Regions from separate parts of the Homo sapiens genome. Here region 1 is linked to region 2. Evidence: chromatin loops called from intact Hi-C (ENCODE). Cell type or tissue: ascending aorta. All regions are shown on one strand.

What was found. Peaks named below come from ENCODE experiments on the same cell type or tissue, not always from the same donor. Only the 100,000 strongest peaks of a DNase experiment are listed, where the experiment ranks them.
Region 1: it touches region 2 in a loop (13-fold over the local background); 82 of 110 quality-filtered maps call a loop at or near these places.

Annotation. Positions count from the first base shown.
Region 1 is chrX:129,928,091-129,936,090 of GRCh38, reverse strand. It overlaps UTP14A (UTP14A small subunit processome component), which reads right to left. Exons shown (of 15, transcript NM_006649.4): 15 at 6,339-6,755. The coding sequence ends at 6,483. It overlaps LOC105373335 (a long non-coding RNA gene), which reads left to right and starts at 2,318. Exons shown (of 3, transcript NR_188631.1): 1 at 2,318-2,397; 2 at 6,196-6,333. RefSeq lists silencers at 3,259-3,728, 3,759-3,918, 3,929-4,008, 4,089-4,178, 4,249-4,488 and an enhancer at 4,729-4,848. In ascending aorta, no CTCF peak of the experiment used is centred here; DNase peaks (open chromatin) are centred at 3,005, 3,800 and 4,450; H3K4me3 peaks cover 2,558 bases; H3K27ac peaks cover 2,288 bases.
Region 2 is chrX:130,056,073-130,064,072 of GRCh38, reverse strand. BCORL1 (BCL6 corepressor like 1) reads right to left here. Exons shown (of 14, transcript NM_001379451.1): 14 at 6,002-8,000. The coding sequence ends at 7,937. It overlaps ELF4 (E74 like ETS transcription factor 4), which reads left to right. Exons shown (of 9, transcript NM_001421.4): 9 at 1-118. Among named protein-coding and RNA genes, the nearest start is that of ELF4, 50 kb to the left of the region's middle. RefSeq lists silencers at 3,175-3,244, 3,265-3,564, 3,585-3,844. In ascending aorta, a CTCF peak has its summit at 3,376 (motif pointing right); DNase peaks (open chromatin) are centred at 3,392 and 3,732; H3K4me3 peaks cover 1,303 bases; H3K27ac peaks cover 1,772 bases.

The DNA of each region.
Region 1 (8,000 bases), 130 kb after region 2:
TGAAGGAGTGTAGGGCTGGCAAGTGAAGAGGAAGACTCCATTTGGTTGAAAACAGGCCTTCTTAGCAGGTGACTGGGAGGACATGGGGCTTCAAAGAAGGTGGGGCAAGGCAGCAAAGACCAAGGACTTCGTCTAGGTCACAGTTATTTCTCCTGGGAGTCCTGTGTGCCTCTCCCTGCTTCCCTTCTTCCACAGTCTGGCCCCTCTCAATATTGTGATCACCACAACAGGAAGGAGGGCAACCAAGAACAGCCTGCAGTACTCTGCCAGAATGGGCCTGGCTGGCTGTGGAAGGATGCTCAGCATTGTACCTGGCTGGTCCCCACCTGGGAGGGCTAGCTTAACCCAGGCCTCTTAGGCAGGTGCCAGGAGAGCAGACCCCAGAGCCCAGCAACCCTCAGGCAGGACAGTCCATCCTTAAGAGCTGGAGTGAATTCCAGGTTAAAGGGATGGCCTGAAGAAGTTGGAATTAACCCACCAAAAGCATCCCCTTTGCCAGTTGTTTTTGGTAGGGGGTCTAGAGACCATGTTCACCATTTTATTGCTAATATCTAGCGACCACAAGTCATTTTTTTATCTATTTTTTGAGTCTACTGTACACAAGGTATTTTATTATGATCAATAACAGCCAACAGACATCAAACACTTACGATGTGGCAGGCTCCTACATCGCACCAAGAACTTGTATTATCTCAGTTCATTCCTATAACAACCCTGTGGTGTAGGTACTATTAATGTCCCTATTTCACAGAATGTGAAACAGCGGCTCAGGAAAATGAAATAACTCACTGAAGGCCACACAGCTGACAACTGATCGAGGCAGGACTCAAACTCAGGTCTCGTTGGCTCCAACCCCACGTGCTTCTGCGTGTAAGCAAGTCCACTCCACAGCCTCCAGCATGCTTTGCTGCCTTGCTCCTCACTACACCATGCCTTCTCCCAATTAGTAGATTAGTCATGTGTTGACACTTCTAGTCTCAGTCTAATGGCTTGTTTATTTAACTGATGGATGCTGCTCCCCATTTGAGGCCATTAGCATTTAAACAAAACAAAACAAAACTGTTGAGCCTGGCAAAGTGACACTGTGTTTACTGTTTTTCTCCCAGTGTTAATTGTGAGCATTTTCCAAATATGTATTTTGATGTGCTAACAGTCCCTAAAGAGGACTGTAGAACAGTTTAGCAATCTTCTCATGCAGCTCCAGCCCCACTCCCCATAATCTCCTTGGTGAGGGGGAGAAGTCTTGGCTAGGATGGGGAAGAGGGATGGTGACTATCTCAGTCTGATTAGGGGGCAGGGGAACTGGGCTGGGAAGGCGACTCTGTCCTTGGAGGCTAAGTCCCAGAGTATCCTCGCTTCACGCTTGGGGAGGGAATTTGGTATTTCTTTCCAGGACAATAAGAACATCTGTGCCAAGGCAGAGGAGGAGGCCGGGCGCTCCGAGGCATCTCTGCCGGAGTCTCTTGACACTGTCCGATTGTTACTATTTCAGTTTCTGCTTGGATCACTGACCTTGTCCATTTAGAGCAGGCTGACTTGGGCGAAGACAGTGTAGGGCTGAGGAAGGACAGAGAGGACCCGTCTGGCTGGGGGTGGAGGTGTGAGGTGGGCAGGGAGCTGGACCAACTCTAAAGCGACCAGGTTACAAATGAGCTGCAAAGTACAGGGTGAATCTTGCATCCGTAAATGGGAGGAAGGAGTGCTTCCACTGTCCACCCCCCACCCCCCGGCCCCTGGGGTAAGTGCTGTTGACCTCAGGTCCAGTTTGTTTGCAGCCTCCCTCTTCTGACAGATCGGGCTTCAGGTCGACCTTGGGGTAATGGATGAAGAACTACAGGTTTGATCCTTACACGGGACAGTTTGCTTCACACTGAGAAAAACCTGGCTACTTTCTGCCTCCCAGCTCCAGTTGCAAACTGGAGTTAAAGTCGAGTTTCTGGCTCCCTGCAAAGTATTCCTAGTACTAGAAAGTCACGTCACCCGGTGTGTTCGTGTGGTGACTGCAGCCATATCTAGTCCCAGCGAGTCGGCCTCCCATTAGGGATGAGCTAAGACAGCTCCTTCGTTTCTTCCTCACTCAGACTTAGCCCTGGAACTGGCAGTTCTGGGGACCAAGAGGTAGGCATCTGCCTCCTGCATAATTAGTTACATCAGTCTCAAAAAGCATTGATGGCCCATCCCTTTGGGTATCATGCTGTGCCTGGCACGAGCTAGTAATCCCCACCCGGTCCTGGCCCTCCCGAGTTTACAACCTTAAGTCACACAATGACACAGATCCCAAAGGCGAGCAGTTAACAAATACATCCACTTGTCCACCAATCACAAGGGATCCATTGAGTGAGCCACTGCAACAAACAGGAACCCCTTCAAAGAGCTTCCAGTCTGGTGGGTAAGTAGGTAAGACTGAGTGAGGGCTTGGGAGAAGAGGTTCGGGCGAGGAAACACGGTCAACTTGGGCATCATCGAAGACTTTTTATTCTTTTTTTTTTTTTTTTTTTTTGAGACAGAGTCTCACTCTGTTGCCCAGGCTGGAGTGCAGTGGCGCGATTTTGGCTCACTGGAACCTACACCTCCTGGGTTCAAGCGATTCTCATGCCTCAGCCTCCCGAGTAGCTGGGACTACAGGCGCCCACCACCACGCCCGGCTAATTTTTGTATTTTTAGTAGAGATGGGGTTTCGCCATGTTGGTCAGGGTGGTCTCGAACTCCTGACCTCCCGTGACCCGCCCACCTCGACCTCCCAAAGTGTTGGGAGTACAGGCGTGAGCCACCGAGCCCGACCCGATCAGACTTTTTAAAAGTGTCTATTGGCATGTGGGTGGGTGGCTGGGTGTTCTGTCGACTTGAGCCACGTCCCTCACTCTGGGTCCGGCGAGGTCTATCCAAGGGCTCTGCAATGCGTAGTGGGGAGAACCCTGGGCGGAGAGGCAGGGATCCGTGGCGCTTGGCGTGGGCTCGCCCTCTTTCCCTGGGTGGCAGGGACGTGTCACTAGACCTCGCCTCTCCGGGTCTGACGGTCGGCTTAGGATCCCTCACGGCTTGGGCATTTTCAGGACAGTCCCCCGCCCTCCTCCCGCCAGCCGCGAGTCTCAGCTGCGCTTCGCGCGTTGGTGGCACAGGTTTGGGGCGGGAGCCGGGAGGAGGCTCCGGATCAAGTCATCCTCGGAGATAAGGTCGCGGCGACTCCCCGGGACGCGCCGGCCCGGCCTGGGCTGCGGGAGGAACCGCGGCCGGCCCGTCCCCCAAACATTTCCGACGGGCCCCTGCGCCCCGCGAGGCTTCCGAGGGCCAGGCTGGGCGAGGGACACCCAGCCCGGCTCGGGTTCGCGCTCCCGGGCCGCCAGCCCGCCTGTCCGCGAGGTGCCTGCGGCCACGGGGCGCCGAGGCTCCCCGAGGACGGGCTGCGGGCTGCGCGCTGCGCTGGGCCGGGCCGCTGCAGGGCCTCGGCGAGCGAGCGAGCGGAGCGGGGCGGCGGGAGTGCGTGTGTGGGGAGACCGCGCGGGAACGCGAGCCGCCGGCCCGGGAAGGGTGGGTCGGGGAGCGGCGGCTGCCGCAGGAGGAGCGACCCGGGAACCGGAGGCCGGCCGGGCTGGCGGGCAGGAGCCGCGGGGGGGAGGGCGGAGCGCGGAGGGCGGAGACGGGGCCGCGGAAGGGAGGGGGCCGCGGGGCGCGGCCGCGGGGCGGGGCGCTGGGACCTGGGGAAGATAAGAGCGTGCTCGGGGGAGTGAGGGCGGGAGCGAGGGAGGGGCGGGGGACTTAGAGACCAAAGAGGAGACAAAAGGACGGGGTGGGTGGGAGGGGCATAGACGAGCGGGGGTAGGGGAGGGGCGCCGGGGGACGCCTCGCGGGGAGGGGTGTGTGTGTACCGCGGGGGGGCATAGTGTGGGAGGGACTTAGAGAGGGACAAGAAGGGACAACATAAGGGAGCGCGGGGGTACGGAGAAAAGGGGGGCGGGAGTGCTCCACCACGCTGGCCACGAAGGCGAAGGGAGGCCGCGAAGGAGAGGCCGCTGGGACTGGCCACACACAGGGACGGGGGTCCTGGGGATGGACAGTCAGCGAGGGAAGGGGGTCGGAGCTTCCGCGGTCTCGGGAGGGGAAGGGGGAGCCGACACGGGAAAAGGGGGTGGTGCGGGGACCCGAGGGTGGAGGCGGATGGGCGTGTGTGCAGCGCTGAGGGCAGGGATTTAACGCAGCTCTTCGAGATGACCCAAAGACCACGGTGGGGGCTGCACAGACGGGACGGGGCTACCGATGCAGGAGGAGAACTGCCCAGGGGAAAGTGGGACCTACAAGGATTAGAGAAGGGTGGCGGGGGCGGCCTCGGACTCGGCAGGAAGGCGCCACCACCGCCCTCTGCCCGTCCCCAGCGTGCCCCGCCCCGTCCGGGGGCCCTAAGGGCAGCGGCCTGGGCCGTGGGGGAGCCGAGCCAGGGCGGAACCATTCGGAACAGAGAGGGGGGCTTGGGGGGAAGGGAGGAGCCAGGGGTCAGAACCCTGTTGGGGGCGGGGGGGCGCCACACCCTGGGAAAAAGGCTTGGGCACATCCAGAGTGGACCAATCAGCGAGCAAGGCCAGGGTGGCGTCAAGGGGCAGCTTCGGCCAATGGGAAGGGAGAACACTTCGGAGGTTCGGAGGAAGAAAAGAAAAAAAAGCCCCACGAAACAACAATCGAATCTGTTTGGGGGCTTGGAAGGCTGGGAATGGGCGTCGTTTATAGCACGCTCTGGCACCTGCCTTCTCCTTTGAAGGATGGGGTGGCTTGCATCACTCCTGGGTAGTGGGGAGCAAACGGAGCTGAAGAGGGTCCGGGGAAAGTAGACGGGGATTGGCCATTTACCGGGGACACTTGATTGGGCGCCTCAATTTGGGGGGTGGGTGGGACGGAGGTAGCAGCTTTGTGCTCAAAAGAGTGCAAGAGAATGTTGTGGTCTCTTAAACGGAGGCAGGAGTGGGCAGGGCTCCCGCATCCCCTACCACTGGCTACTGACTTAAGTGTCAACCAGCGAGTGGATCGTGGATAATCTCAAGCCAATGGATACTTAAGCATGCCTTTTGGGCACTGAACACTGCTCAACATACTCATTTCCCTTACCTTCCCAGTCCCAGGTTGTTTCTTAAGAGGATGAGCAATAGTAGGGGGCCACAGGGGACCCCACTGGGGAATTCATATAAATTTATCCTTTGGCTTTTCACTTCAGTTTAATGTGTAACACTAGATGCACGCTCTATTCTGAAAATTTTCTCTTATAAAGATAACTGGGACTAGCTACCATTGAGGTCTAAACGTTTTGGAACTGATTTGGAGAGTGGTGTGCTCAGAAGGCCGTATCTGTTGGGGGGATTGCAAAAGAAAACTTGGAGTGGTACAGCTTTTGGCCCAGGGATTCCAAATGTCTTGAAAACCCCTGAAACTGTATGTAAAATGCCATACAAATGTGTGTGTGTGCACATTTTTCTGGAGACGGTTCATAACGTTCAACATATTTTTAGAGGGGCCTGTGACACAAAAATGAACCCACTGTGGTCTAAGAATACTGGGGATAGGACTGAATCTCCAAGGTAGGAGGCAAGGTGCAGTAGTGGTGTCATTTTGGAATCAGAGGGGTTTCCCAAATTCCTTGTTAGGAAACTCAGCTGCAGGGGCTCTTTCCGTATATTTCTTGCCATCCAAAGCCAGGCCAAGTTCCTCAGAGCTGAGAAGCCCATGTGAACTGTCATATAGCAAAGCAATGCTTGAATAAACTACACTTTCAATCAATGGTGAGGAGTGGGCCCTGAGTTAGGAAGGAAAGGCAATAGAGGTTTACTTCTGAAATCACATCTACCTTTATCTACAAAATAAGGGTCAAACCTCCTGGTCTTCTTATGAGAAAATAAGTAGAAGGTTATATATGAGATATTGTAGACAGCAGCCTGTACAAGCTGGGAAGCTCACACATGTGAAAAAAATGGCTGTGGCTAGACTTGTGGGGACAGAACCCAGCTTCGGCACCGTCCTGGTCTTAGGATCAGTCTAGGGCAGAATCCAATTGCAGTTTGTACATCCTCTTTCTAGGTTCAGAGGTTAAAATATACAATATTTTATCATTATTAACCCTGTCTCTTCAAGTTGGCAGTTATTAATGGTGGATCATATCTGATGTGATATATTTAAGGTTACAGACTACAGTTAACTTTCTCCATTTCGATTTAGGACCAACTACATAATCCTTGGTAAGAAAAGGAGGTGGCCCTGACAAGTGCAACTCGAGAAATGCAATGCTGTAGAGTCCAAAGGTGTCTGACTTGAACGAAATGATCCCACTGGGGGACAATGCAACATATACTCCAGGTAAATAGATTAAAAAATGCCTTTATTTTTAAAATGTGGCTTAACTACATGCAATGTACTGAGCCAGTTTTGGAATCCACCCTGTATCAGAGTAAAACTGGACCAAAGGAAGTGAAGTCAGGGCTCCTGGCTGTCACTCCTCCAGCAACTCAATCTACAGAGCATTTCTTCAGCTGTTTTTTGTGACGTGTGGTGATTCGTTTTGGATTCCTCTGTATGACAGACAGGTCCGACCTTGAGGAAGACCGGTAGCCCACGTCTTCTGCTTTTATGGGGTTAATGATATGGCCTGGCTTGGTGACGACCTTGGGAGTAGTCAGCTTTTGGAAAGCCCTCTGGGTGTTCCATGTGGATCCTATGGGGGTCTGGATGGTCCTTTCAAATTGCCAATGGTGGGTAAATGGATATGGAAGCACTCGTACCTGGAAAGGAAGGAGAATGATTTGGTATGAGGCAGGCCTGGGGTGCAGTTGTATACTGTAATGGCAGCTTTCATCAGGTACTGTTTTGGTACAGGCCACGGTTCCACATGATGACTGCAAGTGAAGAGACTGAGAGGTCAAGGCGTCCCATTGCTCCCATCTGCCCTTAGGAATTCAATCTGTTTGATGACATTTGGGAGTAGGGGGGCCTGAGTTGGCTCTGGATCCCCCATCTATTCAACAATTCAGGGTCTGAAAAACCACCCTGACACTGCCCATCTTTGTTTTTCTTTTTTTTGAGACAGAGTCTCACTCTGTGGCCCAGGCTGGAGTGCAGTGGGGTGATCTCTGCTCACTGCAACCTCTGCCTACCAAGTAGCTGGGATTACAAGTGACACTGTCCCTATCTAGCTACAGGAGCTCCAGGGCTGTTGTCCCAGAGTGAGCTTTCCTATGTAACACTGTGACTGCAAGAATCCAGACCATTGTGTATCCCTGTGGATTTTATGACTTTTCTACCCTCTTTATGCTTTCAGTCTCCTCCTTCCCTCTCTTAGGATTGATATTTTTTTTTTGTTTTTTGAGACGGAGTCTCGCTCTGTCGCCCAGGCTGGAGTGCAGTGGCACGATCTCCGCTCACTGCAAGCTCTGCCTCCTGGGTTCACGCCATTCTCCTGCCTCAGCCTCCCGAGTAGCTGGGACTACAGGTGCCCACCACCACGCCCGGCTAATTTTTTGTATTTTTAGTAGAGACGGGGTTTCACCGTGTTAGCCAGGATGTCTTGATCTCCTGACCTCGTGATCCACCCGCCTCAGCCTCCCAAAGTGCTGGGATTACAGGCGTGAGCCACCGCGCCTGGCCAGGATTGATGTTTTAAGGAACCCGAATCCTGAACTCTACCAGGCCGTTACACTTAGTTTCATCTTTTTTTTTTTTTTTTTTTTTTTTTTGAGATGGAGTCTCGCTCTGTCTCCCAGGCTGGAGTGCAGTGGCGTGATCTCGGCTCACTGCAAGCTCCGCCTCCCAGGTTCACACCATTCTCCTGCCTCAGCCTCCCTAGTAGCTGGGACTACAGGGGCCTGCCACCATGCCTGGCTAATTTTTTTTTGTATTTTTTTTTTTAGTAGAGATGGGGTTTCACTGTGTTAGGATGGTCTCGATCTCCTGACCTTGTGATCCACCCGCCTTGGCCTCCCAAAGTGCTGGGATTACAGGTGTGAACCACCATGCCCGGCCCACTTAGC
Region 2 (8,000 bases):
CACATGTATACCTATGTAACAAACCTGCACGTTCTGCACATGTATCCCAGAACTTAAAGTATAATAATAATAATAATAATAATAATAATAATAATAATAAAAATCAAGCAAACAAAAAGGCCGTCACGACTTGCCTATTTCTGTTAATGGTGCCACTGTTTTCCTGACCTCTTAAATTTGAAATTTCAGAGCTGTCTGATCGTTGCCTTCACTTCACCCCCATCCCCCTCTCCCGTCTCCCGAAGTCCAGCTTGTGGTTTGCAATGTCCGTAAAACCTCGCCTTTCTTCCACATTCCCAGAAGCCTCCACCCTAGTTCAAACTACCCAAGACACACAGGGGCTCCCAGCGTGATCTGTCTCAACCCCTCCCATTTGCCCTTTGATAAAAAGCCCTCACTGACTCCTCCTGGCCTACAGGTAGGGGTGATACTCAAAATACTTAATCTCTAATCCTTTCTAAACTTAGCCCTTTCGTTGCTGAAGCCAGTCCAGGGGTCCTGGAATAGGGATGGGGGAGCACTTGGGCTCAGGGCAGTAGCTCCGGAAGTATTTTAAGCTTAGCATCAGCCCTGTCTTCAGGACAAAGCCCCAAGTCCTTGGCCTGCCATCAAGACCCTTCACCTTTGGGTCTTAACTGACTTCCCCAGTCAACTCACCCTGCTCCTTCTGCCACCACTCATACCCCAAGGCACTGCTCCAGTCAAACTGATGGATTTGCTGGCCTGTGAACATGCCTCTGTTTACAATTTCCAAACTCTGTGCTTTTGCTCTTATTATCTACTACATATATTCTAAGCATTTTAAACCTGGAAACCAAGATCCTCCATTTATCTTTTACCTGCTCTAGGCAATACAGACAAACTCAACATTATTTACACACTCCTGTGTTTTCTTAATGAATATTCTTCCCTTCTATGTATCTTTTCCTTTAGAAATACAATCCATTGGCCATGCGCGGTGGCTCATGCCTGTAATCCGAGCACTTTGTGAGGCCGAGGCAGGCAGATCACGAGGTCAAGAGATCGAGATCATCCTGGCCAACATGGTGAAACCCCGTCTCCACTAAAAATACAAAAATTAGCTGGGCATGGTGGTGTGTGCCTGTAGTCCCAGCTACTCGGGAGGCTGAGGCAGGAGAAACACTTCAACCCGGGAGGCAGAGGTTGCAATGAGCCGAGATCGCGCCACTGCACTCCAGCCTGGCGACAGAGTGAGACTCCATCTTGAAAAAAAAAAAAAAAAAAAAAAGAAACGAAAAGGAAAGAAAGAAAATCCATCCACAGCCAGGCACAGTGGCTCACGCCTGTGATCCCAGCACTTTGGGAAGCTGAGGTGGGCGGATCACCTGAGGTCAGGAGTTGGAGACCAACATGGCCAATATGGCGAAACCCCATCTCTACTAAAAATACAAAAATTAACCGGGCTTGGTGGCACGCACCTATAATCCCAGCTACTGGGGAGGCTGAGGCAGAGAATCCCTTGAACCTGGAGGTGGAATTTGCAGTGAGTCGAGATTGTACCTGGGTGATCAAAGCAAGACTGTCTCAAAAAAAAAAAAAAAAAAAAAGAAAAGAAAAAAAGTACAATCCATCCTTCAAGATCTGATTGGTTCCACTCAATCAGAATGTCCTTCCTATCCTGCTAGTACCAATTAAATTGTGTCCCTCCTTCAAGACTCGATTCATGGACTCTGCCTCCCCAGACCAGTCTGTCCTAAGTGAGTTATTTAAAACTTATTGCAATTGCCACTCTTTCAGCAACTGATCATGAACACCCTGTGACATCTATTATAATGCAAACTGTTACTTAAATCTTCAATGACCTGTACCTATTTAGTGTCCCCAATTAGCACATTACCTCCTTGAGGAGTGGGAGGGACTGTATCAACCACGTAACATGGCACAGTACAAAGGATCAAGGTAATGGTTACTGATGGAGCCGGTGGGAGATGGGGACCAAACTTTGAGGTAGGTGACCTCTGACCTCCCCTCTGCACAGGCACTCACCCCAGGTGCTCCACTGCTCTGGGCCTGCCCTCCCTGGCTCAGTGCCCTCATGGTATCCCCAACCCCACCCCCCCATCTTAGCACTCAAAATTTGTTACTATTTTGAACATCCTCTACCCCTAAAGCAACTTCCCTGTCCAGTTTCTTTCCTACTCCAAGTGTGAAACTAGCTAAACCAATTAACCTGTGCTGATACAGTTATGGGAGAGGGCTAGAGGAGAACCTCAGGAGACAGGTTCATTTTAACCAGAGTCATGTGGCAGTAAGTCTCTGCCTTTTCTTGGTTTAATGGAGTCAGGAGTCAAGAGATGACCCTCATCTCCCAGCAGCTGATATGTTACTCCCTCCTCTGGGTTCCCACAGCACTTTGTTTTCTTTATTTTTTTGAGATAGAGTCTCCCTCCGTTGCCCAGGCTGGAGCGCAGTGGTGCGATCTTGGGTCACTGCAGCCTCTGCCTCCCGAGTTCAAGCGGTTCTCCTGCCTCAGCCTCCCAAGTAGCTGTGACTACAGCTGCGTGCCACCACGCCCGGCTAATTTTTGTATTTTTAGTAGAGAACGGGTTTCACCATGTTAGCCAGGCTGGTCTCGAACTCTTGACCTCAAGTGATCCGCCCACCTCAGCCTCCCAAGGTGCTGGGATTACAGCCCTGAGCCACCTCACAGCACTTTGTAAATACCTCTTATGGTAGCACTTAGCACAGTACAGTTCTTTAATTACGTGTTTATGTAGGGTTCCCCGCCAATAGGCTGTGAGCTCCTCAAGGACAGGGACTGTGTGTTAGTCACTGATATATCCCTAGTGCCTAGCACACAGTAGGTTCTTAATAAATGCTTATTGAAAGAAGGAACTGGTCCTGATTTTAATTCTGAGACTTCTGCCCTATGCTATGGCAGGCAAGAGGAGAGGGAGGAGGACAATCCACACTTGGGAGCTAAGGCAGCTTTCTGCCCGCTCCTATAACACTGCAGGCGGCTACTTCCTTTGCCCCTGGAGTGTTAACAGACATCCCCGGATCACAGGGTCCATGAGGAGCCCAGGGCTGCTTGCCAGCTGTGCGTTGCTGTCACCAGGTGCCACGTGCAACTCCCGAACTCCCGCCCTTTGCTGCTGCCCGCTTCCAGGGACTGCCTCGCCACTATTTCCTCACCCCTGGGTGGGGCTGTGCGGTGGAAGTGTCAGCTCCGGTGGGTGGGGCGGGACAAGAAGTTATTCTGACGGTCACAGGCCTTTCTGATCCCATCTTGTACTCCAAAAGAGGCAGTTGCCTCCAGCTCTGAAGCCGCTGGACCTGGGGTGAGTGAGCTCCTTCCCCTCCCAGACTGAGGTCCCAGCCTCCGAGAACTTCGGGCCCCGGCGCGCCGGACGTGGAGGCCGACGTCCAGCAGGTGGCGCTGTCGAGCCAGCGATGGCGGGAGAGTGGCCCGGCGGGGCCCGGGAAGGGAGGGGCAGCCAGGGTTGGGCCTACCGTCCCTGGCGGAGGCGGCCGCGGCCGCGGCTGGCGTCTTCCGGTCCCCCGATCTTGCCCCTGCGCCTGCAACTGTCCCCGGATGGTTCTGGCCGCCACCAAAGCCCTCCGCTGCTCCGGAGCTTCGAACTTTCCCCTCGACCCCAGCCCCCTTCACTTTCCAGGGGGAATTTAGCCGGCCGCCGAATGCGCTCCCCCATTGGCCAGCCGCGCTCTGGCCCCGCCCCCGGCGCCCCCTCCCTCAGCCTCGCGGACCAGCAGGTGAGCACGCGGAGTCGCAGTCACCCGGCCTGCCCTCCCCTCCCCTCGCGCGCCGCCGCCTTCTACCGTGAAGCGGGAGAGCGATCGAGGCGCCCCAGACAGCCGTTTGCTAGCGGAGGGACCTGACCGTCCGCCGCACGAGCCCGGCTCCCAAGGACCGGCGCGGGGCCTAAAGACGTCGCCCCCAGAGGCCGGACGCTGCGGCTCGGCCGACCCCCGCGCGGTGGCAGCCGGAGCGCTAGGGAAACGAGTGGAGCCCCGGCCCGGATCCTGCTGCGGGATCCAGAAGGCCCGAGCACTTCGCGTCCCCCTGCCCAGCAGTTGAGCAGACGCCCCTGGGGCGGACCCCACCCTTCCCAAACACACACACACTGGTCTTTGCATGGGCAGGACACAGTTAAACACCCACCAGGCCTCCCGGTTATTGGGTTAGAGTATGGACCGAGCAGGAGTTTACTGCCCCATTCACCACCGCCCCCAACCCCACCTACCCCAAATAGGGATGCGGAGACTATCCCTCCTCCCACCAAGACTTGAACAGAGCCTCTCTTTCAAGCCCAAAGAGCGTTCTGATAAGACCCTCATTAACCATAGGTTCGTGAGCTCGGCATGAAGGAGGAACTAATTTTGGCTAAACAGATCTTTATGGTCCTCAGTGTGATGCTCTGTCAGTAGGTGGGTACATTGGCCTCCATTTGGCTGATGGAGCAATTAAGGCTGGGAAAGATTAGGTTCTCGCCCAAGGTCAGCCTAGGTAGTTAGGAGTGGTGCTGGCTCTTTCCTCTACACCATACTAAAAGGACTGGGAGATCATTTAATAAGAGGCCACCAAGCCATCCTCACCCCAATCCTGACCGGGGATGTAGATTTAATGCCACGGCCCATACTTCCTGCCTTGATCTTTCCAACCTGGCAGAAGGGCAGTGGGACTCCAGGTAAGCCGTGGGCAAAGAACCCCAAAAGCAATAAAACAATCTGCTGTTTGGTTTTGCTTTTAACTCCCCTTGTATCCAAGCCTTTGCTCAGATTGTCCTCTCAGTTCAAACACTCTTCCCTGCCACCTCTAATTCCTGCATTTCTACTTTTTAAAGTATCAACTAGGCATCACCTCTTCTAGGATGTGTTCCCAGGGCCCTTGCCCATGCTTCTGAGCTCCCATAGCATCCTGGGACTAGTTGAATTCTTATACTCACCACATGGCTTTATAACCTATCAACATGTCAGATTTCTTGACTTAACTGCAAGTTCCAAGCACAGGATCGACCTGAATTCAGAACCACTGTGGGCTTGTTTGGGAATCTGACAAAGGTGGCTATTGCATAGGGCCTTGGGATCAGAAAGTGGGGAGAGGACGGCCAATGAGGAAGATTAATGCTATGGTTCAAAGAGGATGATGCTTGGACCTGGGTCGAGCCAAGCTTCTGAGGCTTGAGCAAAGACAGCAGCTTAGAGTTCACTCCTGAGGACGGCTGGACTCCAGCCAGCCAGACGCACAGATCCCTTCGCCTCTACACTCTCTAACAGGGCTCTCCAGACTCGAAAGCCACAGTGAGAAGCCCTAAGAGAATAGAGCTTCAAAGGGCCTCATCCCAGGCCTCTCGAACATCCTCTTCCTCTCAGTCACTGGTGCATTCTGGAACCAGCAATCACAAGAATCATAGCTTCTACCACTGTTTTTCAGAAGTGGGAGGAAAAACTGCAAAATCCAGGATGGGCATCTTGCCTTCATGGTAGCTCGGTGGCAGGAAAACAGAACCATGGAAGGCCTGCACCGTGGGTGGGGAGCACTGGCACAACAGTGAGGGCAGTGATGAGGCCATGCAGCCAGATGCCACCTCGGCAGGGTGGCCTAGGGCAAGCAGGGGACTTCCTTAAGGAGGCTTATTCCCACAGCCACCACAGAGAAGGCTACTTCCTCCAACCCTGCTACTCCTATGTAAACAAGGACTGCCCAGGCACCTGCTTCAACCCCAAACCAAAGCAACAGGAGCCAGATGCTCCATTTGCCCCCACTGGCCCCGCCCCCAGGATTTGCCCCTTTCTTTTTCTTTCCAGATCGTGACCCAATGTTCACTAGCCACTCCACCTTGCCTTTATTCATCGTACCCCTTGGGACCCACAGCTGCAAAGCAGGATGGCGGGGGCTCCCCATTTACTGAATCACAATGCCCACCTTCTGAAACCACCAAAAAGTCCCAAAGGGGAGGAGAGAAAAAGAGAGACGGGAGAGAAAAAGAGAGACGGGAGACAGAAGCCCTGACACAGGTTTTTCAGTATGCAAGTGTTTTTGACTCCACAGCCAGTTGCTTAAAATGAAACATAAAGGGCAGCCAGAATATACACCCAAATGCGAAAAAAGGAAAGGCAAACAGAACATGAAATAAACTACACAATACCAGGAACCCCAACAAAACCAACAAATTAAAGTCCAAAACCCCTCAACTTTATATATATATATGTATATATATATGTATTTTTTTTTCTTAAAAAGGGAAAACAACTGTTCAAAACCAACTGGGCAGTATGGTGGGGGTGGGGAGCAGTCCTACAGAAGGGGGCCGAGAACTTCCCCCCCAGGAACAAAGAACAAACACAATACAAAGAAAATAACCACCAATGCTCCCGCATGGCTCAGGAGCCTCTAGAGAACAGATTGTCCCATCCTCAAACTGGCTTTTTTTTTTTCCTTTTTTTTTTAATCTTTTTTTTTTCCATTTTCTTTTTTGTTGTTGTTGTTTTAGCACCTGTACAATAAAACTGTACCATCTCCAACCAGAGCCGGCCACGGCGAGGCCCTCCTGCCTTTGGATGGTACATACTCTACAAGGATTGTTCGGAAAAATAGCAATTGGTAGAAAAATAAGAGTGGGAGGGACAATGCCACAGAGGGGGCGGGGACAGGGAAGCAACCCAAGCTCCTCTCTCTCTCTCACTCGACAAACCCAGCGCTGGAGGCCCAGAGGCCAGGGGGAGGCCAGGTAGGGATACCACTCAGCCCCAGGCCCCCAGGCATGAGTGGAGCAAGGGCTGGAGACCACTTTCCTGCCCTTGCCTAGGAAACAGCTGACGCCTGGATTTCACATCCGGCAGTGAGTCCCAGAGCCCTCTGCAGATTCCCAAGGAGAATGAGGGGCTGAGGGAGGAGGTGGGAGGAGAGGAAGGAAAGGGGTGCTGTGAGTCTCAGAAGGGGCAGGGATGGGGGTGGCTGAGGGCTGGGAGGTGAGAGGCTCAGTATCTTGAGACAGGGAGGCCAGAACGGGGTGGGAGAGTGGAGGCAGGAACAAACTCGTATTGTGCACTCTGAGGGGGGCAGTGAAGAAGGCGTGAGGAGGGGGGCCACCCTCACCCCTCAGATCCCTTCTCCACGCTCCTTTATTAGAGTAACTTATTAACCCCTCACCTCACAATCCTCCCCTCCCTGTCAACACTAATCTCAAGATAGCGGGGCTGCTGCAAAGGGCGGGAATGGGTGGGTGGGGGAGCACCAAAGCCTCAGGATTTACCCCCAAGCCCCCAGCCCTGGGCCAGCAGCAACCAGCTTCGTTAGTCACAAGTCCATGTTCCCCCACCCCATTCCACCTCACCCCCTCCCCAGTGGGGGAAAAAAACACCAGGGAATAGCTTTGTCAGAGCTCATCAACAAAGAAAAAGAAAAGGAGGTACAGAAAGTCCCTCAATACAACAAGTTGTCTCAAATCGTCACAGTGATACAGACTTATCAGAAACCAATGAAACAATACAAATTAAATACTAATAAAATAAATACTACAGAAGACAGAAGAACACAGGGGAATGGAGTTGGGGGGCGCTCAGAGATCTGGGATTTTCTCATTTCTCCTCGGGACAGGCCAAGGCCATCCAGGGCCCAGGTTTGGTCTTGGTCATGAACAAGGAGGCCAGTCCAAGGGACCCCGGCGCCACCTCCCACCACCCCCGGGACCTCTTGTCCTCAGACATGGAGTTCAACTTTCCACCCCCATCAGCAACCACGATAACAATGACGACGACAGGGAGATGAGAACTAATTGTAACCAAAAAAACAAAAACAGTCCAGTCGCTAATGCTGGCATTGATAAGGCGGCTTCTTGTTGGTCCGTATTATTGCCTCATTCTGCAGTCTGGTGCTCGGTCGGGGAAAGACAAGGAGGTGGGGGAAGGGCGAACTCGGAAGGAGAAAGAAGAGGAGGGGCTGTTTTCCCGGTCAACTGTTGCAAGACTGGAATTCCACCTCGGACCCTAGGAGCCGAAGTAGGTCTGGCTCGTAC